Linked DNA regions of Homo sapiens: region 1 is linked to region 2. Evidence: chromatin loops called from intact Hi-C (ENCODE). Cell type or tissue: ascending aorta. All regions are shown on one strand. Each heading gives the region's core, and the rest is flanking DNA. Links, peaks and the distances in the headings are about the cores only. Region 1 overlaps MAP3K5 (mitogen-activated protein kinase kinase kinase 5). Region 2 overlaps MAP3K5 (mitogen-activated protein kinase kinase kinase 5).

Region 1 (8,342 bases), core at 177-8,176, 61 kb after region 2:
CAGATGTAGTCCAGGGGGCACAGTTTGTCAATCCTTATTTTGTGCCTTTGTGCCTGCTGGTCCTTCCATTTGGAATGCATGTCGTTTTTTACTTTTAAAAGAAACTCTATTCACGATTTAAGGCCCAGCTTAGACCTCACCTTCTCTCCCTGCCCTACTTCTGCCCTAAACAGAAAGACTTCCTCTTACACCTGTGTCCTCTGAGTATACTTCTTTCATTGCTCTTCTCACACTGTATTGTCATGAGTTGTTAAATGTCTGTTCCTCTCCCTGCTGGGCTGTGAATTCCTCAAGAGAGGAGTTGATGTCTTAGTCATTTTTGTATCTTTGGCAGAACAGGACTCAACATTTGACACACAGCTCATGCTCAGTTAATGCCCACTAACTCGAGCTGTGCAAGTTCTGAGGTGACGCAAGGCAAGCTGCTGACCTAGTTGGATTTTCTTCCATAGTTTGTCATCTCTTCTTTGTGGAGGAGGAGGCCAGGAAGAATGAGCTCTCTTTGAAGTCACAGACTACAACTCAAGTTTCTCAGCATATAAGCCAGCAATAGTAAGATAGATAGTAGCAGCCTATGTATAAGTCATAAATCACAACAACTGTTACATAGGGCTACCATACCTAATTAAAGAAAATTTATTCATTGGAAAACAGATATGATAAAGTGAAATTTACATTTACCATACTTTCTTAAGTGGATTGCTTAAAAATGCAGCAATAAATAGTGAGTGCCTTGCTAATGACTGGCTTTAAAAATTAAATATTAAGAGTACAGTTTTATTTGAGAAAGTATCGACTGAAAGATATATAATGAGTCAGTCCATCATCTTGCTTGTTTCTGTTCAGATCATTCATGAGGTAACAGGTAGCTTTACCAGGAGAACTCCAATTATTAGTGACTCAGACCGCTCTACCAATTTATGCTCTAATAAAACCAATTATTATTATTCCAAAAGCAACAGGATATTGCATAACCAGGCTGCAAAAATCTGTTGTCTCTCATTGCTATGACGTGGGGGTAAACAGTAGTTAGCACATCTAATTTGGTTTGAAATCTGCAAGAGTTGATTTAGCATGAGCTTCAATAGAACAATTATTTAAAGACTTAACCACTGACTCTTGATTCTTAAAAAAATATATATATATTATTTCTAAATCCCAAGAAATGGCATTTTCTAAGCTACTGGCATTGTGACAGCAGTCAGAACTGAACCAAACTGAAGTTCACCACTGTAATCTCAAGATCAATGCAGGAAAGTGACCTTACAGAAGGTTTTTTTTTTTTTTAATGGACTCCTTATCATCTGAAGTCATTAGTGTTAGTGACAGGGGCCGGGCGGAGTGGCTCACACCTGTAATCCCAGCATTTTGGAAGCCCTACACGGGCGGATCACTGAGGTCAGGAGTTTCAGACCAGCCCGGCCAACACGGTGAAACCCTGTCTCTACTAAAATTACAAAAATTAGCTGGGCATGGTGACATGCGCCCGTAATCCCAGCTACTTGGGAGGCTGAGGCAGGAGAACATTTTGGACCTGGGAGGCGGAGGTTGCAGTGAACTGAGATCATGCCACTGCACTCCAGCCTGGGCGAAAACAGCAAAACTCTGTCTCACAAAATAAAATAAAATAAAATAAAATAAATAAAATAAAATAAAAATAAAATAAAATAAAATAAAATAAAATAAAATAAAATAAAATAAAATAAAATAAAATAAAATTAGTGGCAGGACACAGTGTAGTAGACGGCATGTGTGCTTTGTATCCACACAAAGGGAGCTGAGTTCCTTGTATACCAAAAGGACAGAAATCATCCTATTACATAAACCAACAGCTCAGCTAAAGAGGACCTCCACATGGCTGAGTGTAATCTACATTTTGATTCTGGTCCATAGTTCACATTGACCCCACAGTTACATTTTAAGTAGGTCAGGAGCACAGAATCAGTTCAACCAGCAGTGAACATTTTGTTGCAAATCTCTTCCTAAAGGAGATAGTGACACTGAAGAAGGCTGGGCATTTCCACCAATTGAATGATTCTTGACATTCCTTGTATTTTAAAATCATGATTAGAAGTTCTATCCAGCCCATGAATAGTGGAGAAAAATGTCTTATAAGTTAACAAAATGTACCAAGGAAACTTACCTCACTCCCCTGACAGAAGAGGCACTAAAATTCCACTCATGTATACCTTTCTAGAACAACAACAAGAAAATATACTGAGTCATCCAAATGGAAAATAACATAACAACAATAATTTTGTTTAATTATTTTTAAAGTGATATACACAGCCATTTTTCCTGGTACACTATTTTTCATGAAAGAATTATCTGGATGGAAAGCACAATTCATTCTCAAGTCCCAAGGGTAATGATTACTCTACTTAATAATTCCTGTACTTCAATAAAACAGCTTCCAAAAGAGCCTAGGAGAATTAGTCTCATTAAATTCTAAAACTTGATATCTAGTAATAACTGTTGTGTGTTAATTTTTAAGTAAAAAAAGTCAATGATCAAGGTAATTCTATTATTACAGTTGAGAAATACTTCTTTTCCGAGAAAGATAAACATTAATTTGAATAACATCTCGGCAAGGTTTTAAAGATAACTATTTCTGAATTATCTTTAGTTAAGATTTCCAACTAAATAGGCGGTTCTATTTCTTTAGAAACTAGTAGAACAAGAATGTATGTGAACACACATGTGTACAGTGCCCATCATAACTACAAGGTATTGCTACCTAATTTATGCAAAATTCCATATGCTAATAAAGTATGAACATCAAAAATTTGATTGTCATACTATAAACATGGGTGATTTGCAGAGCCAAGGTAAAGAAAAATGTGGGAATTTATTTCTTGAGTTTATCACTAAAGCTAAGATAAAATTATTATCAAATTCATATGTCCCTAAAATAAATAACAAAATGGATCATAATCCCTTTAAAAATATGTCAACAGTATAAAATAGCATAAATATTTTTACAGAAACAAAGTAGTTTATCCATGTGTCTAAGTTGAGCAAGTACAGTACGGCAATAAACTGACACTGACATTCAATTCTGTAAAGTTAAAACAACCATGAAAAGGAGTTCTTACCCACCCACTGCCAGGAGGCTGAGGTCTTGCCTGGGCTAATAAAATGGGTGACAAAGCCTTGTGGCTCTGAGGTGGCCTAGAACCCTCCTTTTGGCTAAAGCAACTCAAAAGCGACAATTTATATCTACAGCCCATAATTCTTTGCTAGGTCCATGCAACTTAAAGTAAAAATAGATCCTCTCAAGTCAGATGTGAATTTACTAAAAAGCTAGTTTCAGTGCATGTCAGTCAGGTCATGGGGATGTGATCTGAATGAACGCAGAGCAAATTTTGTTGCATGAAGTCCAGGAGGGAAGATACCATAAAAAGGTATGTGGTGGCTGTCTTAACCAGAGTACAGAGGGAGTGAAATTAAAATAGCAGACTGCAGCCTCAGCTGGTAATTTGGAAAGTTGCTTCTAAATCCTGTTGGCCTCAGGTGAACTTCTAAATATATATATATATATATGACCCAGGAGCTGCAGCTGTTACCTGTACACTACTTGCATACAATGCAGCCTTATCCTCAGAGCCTGCAGCTGAGCTGCTTTCCAAGACCATGTCCAGGAGCAGGAGGTGGGAGGCAAGTGCAGAGCTGAGGCAGTATGCAAACCCACCCCTGAACACAGCAACTGGCAAATACTAACAAGACAGCACTGGTAAAACCCATCTTCTATCAGTCCTTTTCTGGGAACAGCTAAGTAAAAATTGTGGACTGGTTTTGTAGGAAAGGAGGGGAGCATTTCCAGAATGCTTGGTTCCTGAAAGGTTGCCAGTGCTGCCAGGGAACGTTCCATTTCAGTGATGTAAATAAAGCCCAAGCCCTGAGATGGAAGGTGGAAGGAGGCCTCCCTCCCCACCTACCTGTAGGACACACCACAAGGAGGCGCTGATGAGCTGTAAAGCCAACAGGTAGTTTAAAGGCTCCTGGGATCTGTCTGGGAATCAGGGAAAACAGCAAGGCCAAACGCAGCGCTAGCTATAATTAGCCCCAACAGGCCTCAAACCAACACTCAACCTAATTTAATCAGCACAAGCACCATTTTCTAGGAACGGGTTAGCCTCAGATCCCAGGCCCCAGTTAGGGCTAGAATAGGAGCTGGAAGTTAATACTGTATTGACTGAAGGTGGCAGGAGTTATACTGTAGTAGGCACTGTCAGCTCCCTCAGCAACTGTCATTCCATCCTTCTCCTCTGCTGACAAAAAAATAAATTTTGCCCAGGTTCAGGTGGCAATGTTTATGAATGGTGAAACTGATTAGTCTAAATTGGCCACGGTAAGTCCATTTGCCTTGCTGGGGATGGGTGTAAGCATGGTCATGTGATACAACTTATGGTATAAAGGAGAGGGCTTGGCCCTCCTCCCCGGGATGCCGCCTGTGTGAGGTGCTTCTTGGAATAGCTAGCTACTTAAGAACATGAGACTAACACCAAGAGTACGCAGAGAAGCCAGAATTCAGAATCCTGATGCTGAAACTACCCTCAGAATCACCCCACCTCAAAATTTATTTTTTTCCATCCAGGCTGGAGTGTAGTGGGGTAATCATAGCTCACTACAGCCTGGATCTCCTAGGCTCAAGCAATCCTCCCGCCTCAGCCTCCCAAGCAGCTGGGACTACAGGCACATATCACCAAACCTGGTTAATTTTTTTAAATTTTTTTGTAGAGACGGGGGTCTTGCTACATTGCTCAGGCTGGTCTTGAACTCCTGGCCTCAAGCAATCCTCCTGCTCTGGCCTCCCAAATTGCTGGGATTACAGGTGTGAGTCACCATGCTCGGCCTGTAATTTCTTGTAATATGAAATACCATTTCTTTATTTAAGCTGCTTTTGGCAGGGAGTTTGTAGCAGAAAGCATCCTTGGTGGATGACAGCATCAAATCATCTTAATCTAGAATCAGGGGTAAGCATGTTTCCCTCATAAATTTCCTGGGCCTTCTGTGAGTGGCCACTGGCTGGAGCTGAAGTGAGGGAGGAGAGTCAGCACTTAGTCCTCCACTAGGCCCCTGCCTTTGCTTGATAATCCGTGAGGTAGGCCAAGGGTGCCCAAACTTCAACCCCCAAAAGGGGGGGAAATTCTAAATAACCATTTAAAACGCCCTGCAAATAACTTCTCTCTTCCTCAATCTTAAGTTTTTCTTTCATTGTACACATGCAGACTTTCTTCAAGGACTAACTTACTTTTCAGCAGCAACCATTCATTCAACAAATAGAGAACTGTTAAAAGATCGGGATTTCAATTAATTTTACCCCTGAATGTAGAGTAGCTCTCTCTAAGAGTCCTTGGGAATTGGTATATAATGTGCTTCAAGTTTTGAAAGTTGCAGTATAAAGTATATACTAGCTCACAGAGCTATTTATTCCATATGTTAGAATAAAAATAGTGAGAGGAGTGACTAAAGAAATAAACATGATAAATGAAAAGCTACATTCTCTATTCTAATTTTAGGAAAAATTTTTAAACATTCTGTGATAAAAACAACCCATTTTTAGTTTAACATAAGACCTATTAAACTGGTTGCTTCTCTGTTATTTATAGTTGTTTTAAAGTAACATGGTAATAATAAAGTTTTTTTGTTTTTATTGCTTGTCCTCCTTCCAATTTTACCACTTTTATTTTAAAAAATTGAGAAAATGGTAGTGATAATGAATACACTATGGATAGAATCAGGGTTTGCAAAGAAATTGACATAAATTCAGAATGGAAACTGATACAAGAAAGCTTCAATTTTTGAACAAGGAGAATTTTTTAGCACTAAAAGTTATAGGAAATAAGGACAACATAAATAAAATTCCTCCTGATCAAAAGATGGTGAAAATGGAAAATGGACAGTACATAACTTAAATTTGTAACCCTATTTAATGCACTTGTTTATATCCTAATATATATCCTAATATTTCTTAGCATAATATAAAAATTGTCTCTATGATTGTCACAAAACATAAGAGAATGAAAACGAGGCTCACTTTACTGAGCAAAGAACCTCCAGGAAGGAGAAAACAATAACAAATTGCTGGAAATAGTACTCATTTTCCAAAAATCTCTGGCTTACTTTCTGTTCTTTTTCTGTCTTCCAAATTCTTCTGGCTCTCTACTCATTCTCTAGGCCTTGCTAATCGCTAATTCCTCTAGCCTCACTCTGTTTCCAAGTGTCCTTGGATAACCTTGCTCTTTTCAATCAAGCCTTTGAAAATCTCCTCCTCCAGTCCTGCTCTCGTCTCCATAATGTTCATGTCTCCTAACTGTTCTTAGTTTTTGTAGTTTCCACTGGATGATTAGTGTATCTCAGCTTGTGAGAACATGTATGTGTATACTTGCATACATGCAAAACAATATAAATATTGCACTGCACTTTAAAGCAATATCACTAACATGTATATAGACAGTTATATTGATTATTCCCAATTTTGCCACTGGATGATTCCACTTGGAGTCTTGCCATTAGTTTCAACTAAACACGTCCAAAATGAAATTCCTCATGATTCCTCTACAACTCAGGTTTTCCTTCTAAAAATCCTACCACCTTTATCAATGCAATCAAAACTTGAGTCACCTTACACTTACTCCCTCTTTTTAATCCTTCTTCCTAATTTGTGATTAAGTTGTATACTTTTCTTTCCAAATCAAATCATCTGTCCCTTTGCAGTCACAATTGTATTATTCCACTCTAGGATCTCTACCTGCCTCATATCTAGCTAGTTCCTCTAACAGTCTTCTCTGTGACCCTCCAGAGCCTCAGACTTCAGAAATCAAATGTCAAGACCAGATCAGTCTTATAGCTACACTAGCAACCATTATGGAGCACTTGTTCCAAGCCACTTAGCACTGTGCTAAATGATTTCCATTCATCCTCTCACTTAATCTTCACAACAATTCTATGAGGTACTGTTATTCTCATTTTACATACATGGCAACTAAAGCATGAGGAGTTGAAGCGCATGCCTAGGCCACGAAGCATGCAAGAGCTAACATCAACCTTCACACCTATGCACTTTGATGCTGACCCTGGGTTCATAATTCACATTCTGTTCTGCCTTCCTGCCAGCTCTCAGATTTTCAGAAACGTCAGTGACATCCTGTTTCCTACCGACACATGTTTAAAATTCTTCTTCCTAGCTTACATAGCACTCTAGAGTTTTATGTCATCCTGCCCAACCAATCATATCTCCCACCTCCCTCAACACGTTTCCCCTTGTAGAATGAGTCAGACTCTGCCGGCCCCTGAACGTCCCATGCTTGCTTTCACTTTGGTGCCTTGGTTGGAATTCTGCCTTATTCTTCTAATCTAGTTTGTCTTCCCGTGTTCATTTATCTCTTCTAGTTCTACCCACAGCCAAAGTCCAGGTTCCACCTCCTTTAGCAAGCCTTCTCGAAGGACTCCATGCCTCACTGATCTTCCTCCTCACTGAACGCCACAGACCAAGAACCCATAATGTCCTCCTCAGGAACCAGCACAGTCCCAAAGTCCACAGAACTCAAAAGAACGCTGGTAGATTGATTTGCTCTACCATCATCTCAACAGTGCTTTCCTCGGGTGTAGCATGATGCATTTTAACACAATTAAAATGACATGTTAGAAATGTTGCTGATGGGGTTGCTGGGGCAATGACTTCTTTCAAAGTCTTCCCTCTATTTACTGCACTCATGGAAGTGAGTCTCATGGGAAGCTATGTCTTAGCTGAAAGCCTGTCTTCAAAGTCCTTTGGCAAGGAAGTTTTCTGTTATGAATAAATTAGTATCACAAGTAACTTTTTCAAGTGTTTTTCCATACAATTGACACTTCTAATAATGAAAAAGAATCAAGCTTCTGACTCTGCACACAGTGGCAAATATTGGCATGTGTAATCTGGGGCCTGTTGGGTGAAGATCCTTAAGTTACCACAACCTATTGGTAGAGTGTCTCTAAATTTTGGATGTAGCCAGTCCCAAACTGACTTGTAAAAGTGTCAGCTTGGACAGTGTTTCACAAACTGGGATTGGAGAAAGACCACAGTTCTGAAAGATGCTGCTCGGTATTGCTCAGTGCTACTAGATGGACTTGGTGTTGAGAGCATGAGAATGGATGTTTTTCTCCATGCTTATTATGTAATTTCATGTTGCCAACATTTAGTGTGCCTGCTAAAATACTAAGTTACAAGACTTAACGTGACCAACTTTATCTAAACATAGAACAAATTAAAATATAAATAACATGCATTCTGGGTGCTGCTTAGTATCTATTCATTTTAAACACAAGATACTGCCCTTCCTAGAAACTATAGCACCGGG
Region 2 (8,342 bases), core at 175-8,174:
TATTTGGCTTCAGATGGGGCTTTGAAAGCTGTAATTTTAAAGACAATTAAATTGCTCAATGCAACGAGCTATGCAATACCTCCTTAAATTGCTCAATACATTGGAAGATTTGGGAACCACTGGGTAAAAGATGTAGGAATGTGTTTTGTGGTCCAGATATCTATATTTTGAAATGCGTATTTATCTGAGTCACCTGTATACTTTTTCTCTTCACATCTAAACACATTCCTTAAAGACAGGGGAAGCAAGTCTTCCTCATTCTTAGTAAATATTTTGCTTGGTGTACCATTATCCAGACTATATGTACTATTTGGTGATGTTGAAAATATTTCTTTAAAAAAGGGTATTATGGTTTTTAAAGTACTAAGGTGATATCAGAAATAACAGATGAACAGTAATCTAAAATATCCAAGCACTAAATATGTGCAGAGTAATTAAATATCTCTGACCTGGAACCAGGATGGTAATGGCTGTCTGTACCGCCTTCCGAATGATACTGTCTAAGGCAAACATCCAGTGCGGCTTGATGTTATGATTCCGAAGAACTTTATTGACCTGGAGAGAGAGTGACATTTAGCCTACTTTAATTTTTAATTGCAAATAGCCTAGATGATCGAAGCACTTGTATGAAGTTCCATTTACAAAACAACTAAAAAGTTTCTTCAACTTGAATTCTTTGTAATTCTTTATGTCATTGGAAAACAAAGTAAAAATTGCTACTTCAAATCAAAGTTTAGTGAGCCCCATGTAAGCAAATAAGTTATTTAAGTGAAAGGCAGTCTGGTTCAAATGAGAATGTTGCTTCTTTGGGACTCAGAATGTGCAGTTTTTAGCTTTTATAATGTCTGCAGAATGGATGGAGGGAGGGGGTGAAGGAGGAAGACAGGGTCTAAGAGACTTTAAATAAAAATAAAGGCTGTTCTTACTGTTCATTATTTTCAATTACTTCTTCTTATTATTATTATTATTTCATTTGTTTTGGAGACACGGTCTTGCTCTGTCACCCAGGGTGGAGTGCAGTGGCGGGATCATGGCTCACTGCAACCTGTGCCTCCGGGGCTCAAGCAATCCTCCCGCCTCAGCCTCCCAAAGTGCTGGCATTGCAGACATGAGCCACCGTGCCTGGCCATCTTAGCCATTTTTAAGTGTATGGTTCAGTGGCATTAAGTACATTCACATTATTGTACTACCATCACCGCCATCCATCCACAGAACTCTTTATCTTGCAAAACTAAAACTCTATACTCATTAAACAGTAAGTTCCCATTTCTCCCTCCCCACAGTCCCTGAAAACAAGCATTTTAATTTCTGTCTCTCATAAATTTTACTACTGTAGGTACCTTCACATAAGTGGAATTACAGTATTTGGCCTTATGTGAATGGTTTGTTTCACTTGGCATAACATCTCTAAGCTTCATTCATGTTGTAGCATGTGTCAGGATTTCTTTCCTTTTTAAGCTTGAATTATATTCCATTGTATGTATTTATCATGTGCATTACCTTTGTAAAAACAAGCTTTTAGCATAAGACTATGACAAGCTCACTTAGATTTTGGGTTAACTCTACTACCTGCTGGCTTACACAGACCTCTAAAAAAAGAGGCTATTTCCCCAACAGGGCTCTGGTTAGATACCTCTGAGTATCTATAGTATGATTATGGAAGTATAATTTTATTTAAATTCCAAAAATTTAATCACCATCCCTACTGCAGCTGGGGAGATGGTGACCCAGCCACAAACCCATGTCAAGAGCTGGAGCTCCAGTTGCTCATGCCTGTCCTTGGTCCATCTTCATCAAACTCCCCTAGTTTGGAAGAGAGTCAGTTTGAGGACTTCATCGTACTAGTTGCACAGGAAATGAACCCTTGCTAGGTTCCCACTTGTTCTAGAAAATCCATCCAGGCTGAGTTTGTCCTGGTACCTTCATTTCTTTAAAAAATTTACATACTGGCTGGACATGGTGGCTCACGCCCTGTAATCCCAGCACTTTGGGAGTCCGATGCGGGCGGATCACCTGAGGCCAGGAGTTCAAGACCAGCCTAGCCAACATGGCAAAACCCAATCTCTACTAAAAATACAAAAATTAGCTGGGCATGGTGGCAGGCACCTGTAGTTCCAGCTACTCGGGAGGCTGAGGCACAAGAATTGCTTGAACCCGGGAGGCAGAGGTTGCAGTGACCTGAGATCATGCCACTGCACTCCAGCCTAGCCAACAGAGGGAGACTCCATCTCAAAAAAAAAAAAATTTACATTCTTATTAGGTGGAAGAGGGATCTGTTATAACCATAACCTGCTCCTCTCAGCTCTTTATTACATAGCAAATTACATCATAGGGCCCATACTTTGGGTTCATTCTCATCCTGGACAGTGAATGAGCAAGAGCAGGCGTGTATGTGTACACGTGTGTGTATACGTGTGTGTGTGTGTGTGTGTGTGTGTGTGTGTGTGTGTGTGTGTGTCTGACCTGGCCCAAGGCCCAGGAGTACAACCCAATAGCTCTCAGTCTGAATTCTACAGCAAACTTGCTTTCCAACCTCTAGGCTAGAGGCCAAATGTGTGGGCAAGTGCAAATTAGCTAAATTATTTCACTCTACTTGCAGGCAGTTGGGTTTCCCTAGTTGCAGCATAAGCATGCTTTTAGCATTTAATATTAGTGATAGGCTTTGCCAGTTGCTTTAATTTCTTATGCCCTCAATCAACTCAGGACTCTTGTCCCTGCCCACAATATAGCATAAAGACCAAGTGGCTTACACAGTGTCTCAGAGAATGCTAGTAGTTATTGAAGGATTCTAATTTGGCTTTAAATTGGGGATCATTTGATGTTGCAAATAAAATTGTCAACACACTTTCTACAAAGAAGCAATACACACATTAGGGCTGAATTAATTTTGGAATTTAAATAAAATTATACTTCCATATTTATACCACAAGCACCATCAAGAACCCTCTTATTTCAGTCTCCCACATCTTGTTAAGGGTCTCCTGGAGGTGGCTTGAGGCTTTTTTGGCACTGAGTTCCACAGATAAGTCTCACCCAAGAATAACACAGAGGGTTCTGAATGCAGTACAGAAGACTGGCTTTAGTTTGTGTTGCATAGCAACTCAATTTTGGAGAGAAGACTTCTCAGCAATCTCTCATTAGATCATGTGCTTTAATTTTTAATCAGTGATGCTCTGTACTCTGAAAGTATACTTCTGGCTAGAACAGAGTAGGTATTTATGAAACAAACATGTTAAAAATGTTCTATATGAAAACTAGAGAAAAACTGGAAAAAAATTAACTGGTTTTATTCAGCAGTGACCATTTCAATCTGTACTATTAAATTTTTCTCAATGGCCACTAGATGGCATTTCTCATATAGCATTAGAAAATGTATGACTAAAGTGTGTTACGTTGCTAAAGTTGTCAAAATAAACAATGACCCAACATAATTTCATAAGAACGAAGTTCAGCCATGGGAAATATTTTGTTATTTTCCATGGTGATTTGGTTTTATGTGTTTTTTAATTTGGGGAATGCAAACACACAAAACAACAAATCAGATACTTAGAAGCACACTGAGAGGCGAATATCTCACATTTTTCATCCAAAAAGAATAGAGTTCACTGGAATTTTAAAAGAAAAATAACAGAACTTATGTTTTATCTTATTTTTCTAACTAATTTTAGTGTGTGGGAAAACACTGGCAAAATATCATACTTACAGCATCTTGAAAACCAAAGAGTACCACCTGGACTTGGCTAATGCCATGGCTGTCGAAGTCCAGCTCCAGTTTCAGCTTTGACAGTGTGGTGGCTATGATTTTTCGGTCAGTGGATCTCACAAATTCTCTGAGGCTTGCAATGAGGGTTGTGATGTGTTCCCATTTTAGTTTCGGTTCTTCAGCCCCCTGTGAATAAAAATCAACAATCCTTACATCAACATATGCTGGATATACCTGCCATGGTAATCCTATCTCCATACCCCCTGCCCCCACATTTTTTTTTCTTTTGGTAGAGACAAGGTCTCACTATATTGCCCAGGCTGGTCTCGAACTCCTGGGCTCAAGCGAGCCTCCCATCACTACTTCCCAAAGTGCTGGGATTCCAGGCATGAGCCACCATACTTCCCACAGCCCTTTCTGAGAAGAACTGGACTTCCAAATGTCTCCAAAGGAAAGACCATATTTTGAACTATATGGCACCTCTTCAATCCTCCTACCAACACCAAGAAATAATCAGAGAGAAAAGGTACCTGCCCCACACGCTGGTCAGTAGCCATGATATAGTCAGATAACAAAGCTTTGCCCAAAAAGACTAAGGCCATAAGATTCTTTCAGAAATTTTAATTGGGAACTAAAAAGAGATTTGAGCAATAAGCCATAGGATCTCAACCTGAAAGTCTGCCCGGAAAGAGAAGCTATAAAATAGGGTCATGAATATGTCCAACCATAGCAGAAGCAATGGAATTGAGAAAGACAATAGGGAGTGTATTAGTTCGTTTTCACACTGCTGAAAACACATACCCGAGACTGGGCAATTTACAAAAGAAAGAGGTTTAATTGGACTTACAGTTCCACGTGGCTGGGGAAGCCTCACAATCACGGCAGAAGGCAAGGAGGAGCAAGTCACATCTTACTTGGATGGCAGCAGGCAAAAAGAGAGAGCTTGTGCAGGCAAACTCCCATTTTTTGAAAGCATCAAATCTTGTGAGACTCATTCATTATCACAAGAACAGCACAGGAAAGACCTGCCCCCATAATTCAATCACCTCCCACCAGGTTCCTCCCACGACACATGGGAATTGTGGGAGTTACAATTCAAGATGAGATTTGAGTGGGGACACAGCCAAACCATATCAGGGAGGGAGAGGAGAAGTGGACAAGAACAGAAATGCACACCAAGCAGGTCAACAGCAACCAAGCCAGAGAAAAGATGTGCAAACTCCGGGGACTTGAAGTTCCTCAGGCTCATATTCTGTTTTCAGTGTCTGTGAGACTCGGCTAGGCACTATGATTGGAATTCCTTAAGAGTCTACTTCCCTTATTGCTATGCGTGTCTACCTATAACATGTCCTTGGTACTTCAGTTGTCCTAACGGTGTGTCAGTTCCTTGCAACCAAGAGGGGCTGATCTCAAACTTCATTTTTGAAACTACCCCTTACCCATCAATGAAGCAATTGCTTCTAAGAACGGACCGATGGACTATTTTATTACACTAAAATATATTACAATGTTCAAACAAATGCTCTTTCTCAAAATGATTTTTTCTTTTTGTTTTTTTTTTTTTGTTTTTTTTTAAGAGACAGGGCCTCTCTTTGTCACCCAGGCTGGAGTGCAGTGGCACAATCATAGCTCACTGCAGCCCCTAACTCCTGGGTTCTAGCTCTCTTCCCACCTCAGCCTCCTGAGTAGCTAGGGACTATAGGCATGTGCCACCACACCCAGATAATTTTTTTTAAAACTTTTTGTAGAGACTGGGTTTTGCTAAGTTGCCCAGGCTGGTCTCAAATTCCTGGGCTCAAGTGATCCTCCCACCTCCGCCTCCCAAAGTGCTGGGATTATAGATGTGAGCCACTTTCCCCAACCTCAGATGGAACTTTTCTCCTTTGAGCAAGGCATATTGCTTCCTTTCTTTTCTTTTCTTTATTTATTTATTTATTTATTTATTTATTTATTTATTTATTTTTTGACAAAGTCTTGCTTTGTCACCCAGGCTGGAGTGCAGTGGCTCCATTTCAGCTCACAACAACCTCTGCCTCCCAACTTCAAGTGATTCTCCTACCTCAGCTTCCCAAGTAGCTGGGATTACAGGCACCTGTCATGCCCAGCTAACTTTTGTATTTTTAGTAGAGCTGAGGTTTCGCCATGTTGGCCAGGCTGGTCTTGAACTCGTGACCTCAAGTGATCCACCTGCCTCAGCCTCCTGAGTGCTGTAATCCCAAAGTGCTGGGACTATAGGCATGAGCCACCATGCCCAGCCCACACTGCTTCTTTAAGGAAGCACAGTAGGATGTTATTTGTTCCCATTTAACTTTAAGAAAATATAAGAAACTTTAAGAAACTATTATATCATTTTTATTTTATATTGTACATTTTCTTACTGTACCATTAAAATTAAAATTCCTCCACTGGGCTGTGAAAATTATAATTTCTAGGAGTCTATTAAAATAAAAAAGAAATGCACCATCGAGTTCTTTCTCTTAATATATTTTCATTTGGAAGCTTGGTCTCATGTTTATGTTTTCATGAGATAAGATTATATTGAAAAGCTTGAAAGCTGTCATTAAACGAATACTTTAAAATCACAATGGGAACCATTATAAACTTTGTTGGTTTTTTCCTTACCACAAACTAAACTGCACCCAAGGTAAAGATTCACAGGCAAAATCATAACATCATGAAAACATGTTCAAGAAGAAAAATGTGAGTTATGCAGAAATTGGAAGCTTCTCTTAGTAAAAACTCAGTTGCAACATGTTTGCCAATAGCAAACTTCAAATGGCAAACTTTTTTTTCGACATTAACTTTGTTTTTACAACAGAAAAACATGTTGCTTCTGGTTTTTTGATGTGTGTGCTACTGTCCTGCAAAGGAACATGCTCTACTCTGGGAAATGTTTTCTGTTCAGACTATTTCATCTACTTACGTCATCATTTATTTCTGTTCTGACTCCAGTCTCTCCATGTTAACTCACTCATGTGCCTTCAAAAACAAGCATCTTGGCTAGTATCTGGTGAGCCTGACTCAGCATCAGCATAGATTTAACGGTATGCATTTCCTGCACTCCTAGTACCAGGTTGTGATGGTTAATACTGAGTGTCTACTTGATTGGATCGAAGGATACAAAGTATTGATCCTGGGTGTGTCTGTGAGGGTGTTGCCAAAGGAGATTAACATTTGAGTCTGTGGGCTGGGAAAGGCAGACCCACCCTTAATCTGGGTGGTCAAAATTTAATCAGCTGCCAGTGTGGCTAGAATATAAGCAGGCAGAAAAATGTGAAAAGAGAGAGTGACCTAGCTTCCCAGCCTACATCTTTCTCTTGTGCTAGATGCTTCCTGCCCTCAAATATTAGATTCCAAGTTCTTCAGTTTTGGAACTCAGACTGGCTCTCCATGCTCCTCAGCCTGCAGACAGCCTATTGTGGGACCTTGTGATTATGTGAGTTAATACTTAATAAACTCCCCTTTACATATATATGTATTCCATTAGTTCTGTCCCTCTAGAGAACCCTGACTAACACACAGGGTCTTCTGCAAAGATGCTCTCCAGTCTTTATCCTTTAAACTTCCTCAAAAACCAGGAAAGGATTTCAGAAGGATGTTACAGATTAAAAGGCTTTTCATGGTTTAAGGGTTTGAGGACCTGACCAATATCTAGATTTGGTTTTGTTATAAAGTGTAGGCTTAAATATAGATACAAATATGTATCTAGAAACAATACAATGGCAATAATTACTTCTGATTGATTGTAGAAAAAAATTAAAGATATTAGATAACTATTATTAGCCTGCTTGATAATGATAACAATAACAGTTAACAATTGTGGAATATTTTCTGTTATGATTTAAATCACTCACAATCTCAGTTACTCCTGATAGCAAGCTTATAAAGTAGACTCCTCTATCATAGATGAGGAGGTTCAGGCTCTGAGAAGTTAAATCGGTTGCCCAAATTGCACAGCCTTTAAGTGATGGAACCAGGCCTCAAACAGCAAGCTAAGCCCAAGCTCCTAACCATTCTATTCTACTGCCCCAATGACCTGCAATAGCAGCTGTCAACCTGGGTCAGGACCTGTTCTACCACTGAATCACCATTTGATGTCACAGGAAAGGATTCCCAACATCCTTAACAGCAGTCAGAAGGGCCCCACCATCATGTGGCCATTATGGATTCAGCATGTGATTCTGATCAGCAGTTTCGGGTACTCACTGGTAGCTTCATGCTGGTCCCCTAAGGCATGCCCTCTGATGGTTGCTTTTAAGGTTTTCTTTCATTTCTCCTTTTACAGAGGACATTCAAATGCACTTTAAAACCAGGAGGCACCAAACAATTGAATATGACTAACCACTCCCACATTTAACTATTTCAGCACAGTCATAGAAGTGATGACCAAGGCAGTCCTATCCCTGATGATGCTATGGTCCAGCAGGGAGACAAAGAATAGACCCCAACAAACTGGCATTTCCTGTACTGGAAAAGCACATTCTTTGGGGGTAATTAGAGATTTAGGCAATTCCTGGGTTTTATGTGTTTTTGACCTAAAATCAAGCATTTTAAAGGTCCACAGGAGAGGCCTTCACTCTGCAGTGGCTAATGGTGATTTACTTTCTTTCTTCACCTCCAATGCCTAATCCCCACCCCA

What was found. A loop is a pair of places that touch in the nucleus more often than their neighbours do. Peaks named below come from ENCODE experiments on the same cell type or tissue, not always from the same donor. Only the 100,000 strongest peaks of a DNase experiment are listed, where the experiment ranks them.
Region 1: it touches region 2 in a loop (7-fold over the local background); 20 of 110 quality-filtered maps call a loop at or near these places.

The regions. Positions count from the first base shown.
Region 1 is chr6:136,640,377-136,648,718 of GRCh38, forward strand. MAP3K5 (mitogen-activated protein kinase kinase kinase 5) reads right to left here. Exons shown (of 30, transcript NM_005923.4): 12 at 2,144-2,193. MAP3K5-AS1 (MAP3K5 antisense RNA 1) reads left to right here. Exons shown (of 3, transcript NR_125858.1): 3 at 7,396-7,822. Among named protein-coding and RNA genes, the nearest start is that of MAP3K5-AS1, 15 kb to the left of the region's middle. In ascending aorta, for the core only: CTCF peaks have their summits at 3,957 (motif pointing right) and 4,156 (motif pointing right); DNase peaks (open chromatin) are centred at 3,965 and 7,275; H3K4me3 peaks cover 829 bases; H3K27ac peaks cover 6,399 bases.
Region 2 is chr6:136,579,852-136,588,193 of GRCh38, forward strand. It overlaps MAP3K5 (mitogen-activated protein kinase kinase kinase 5), which reads right to left. Exons shown (of 30, transcript NM_005923.4): 24 at 3,704-3,889; 25 at 450-555. Among named protein-coding and RNA genes, the nearest start is that of MAP7-AS1, 32 kb to the left of the region's middle. In ascending aorta, for the core only: a CTCF peak has its summit at 3,320 (motif pointing right); a DNase peak (open chromatin) is centred at 6,738; H3K27ac peaks cover 5,429 bases.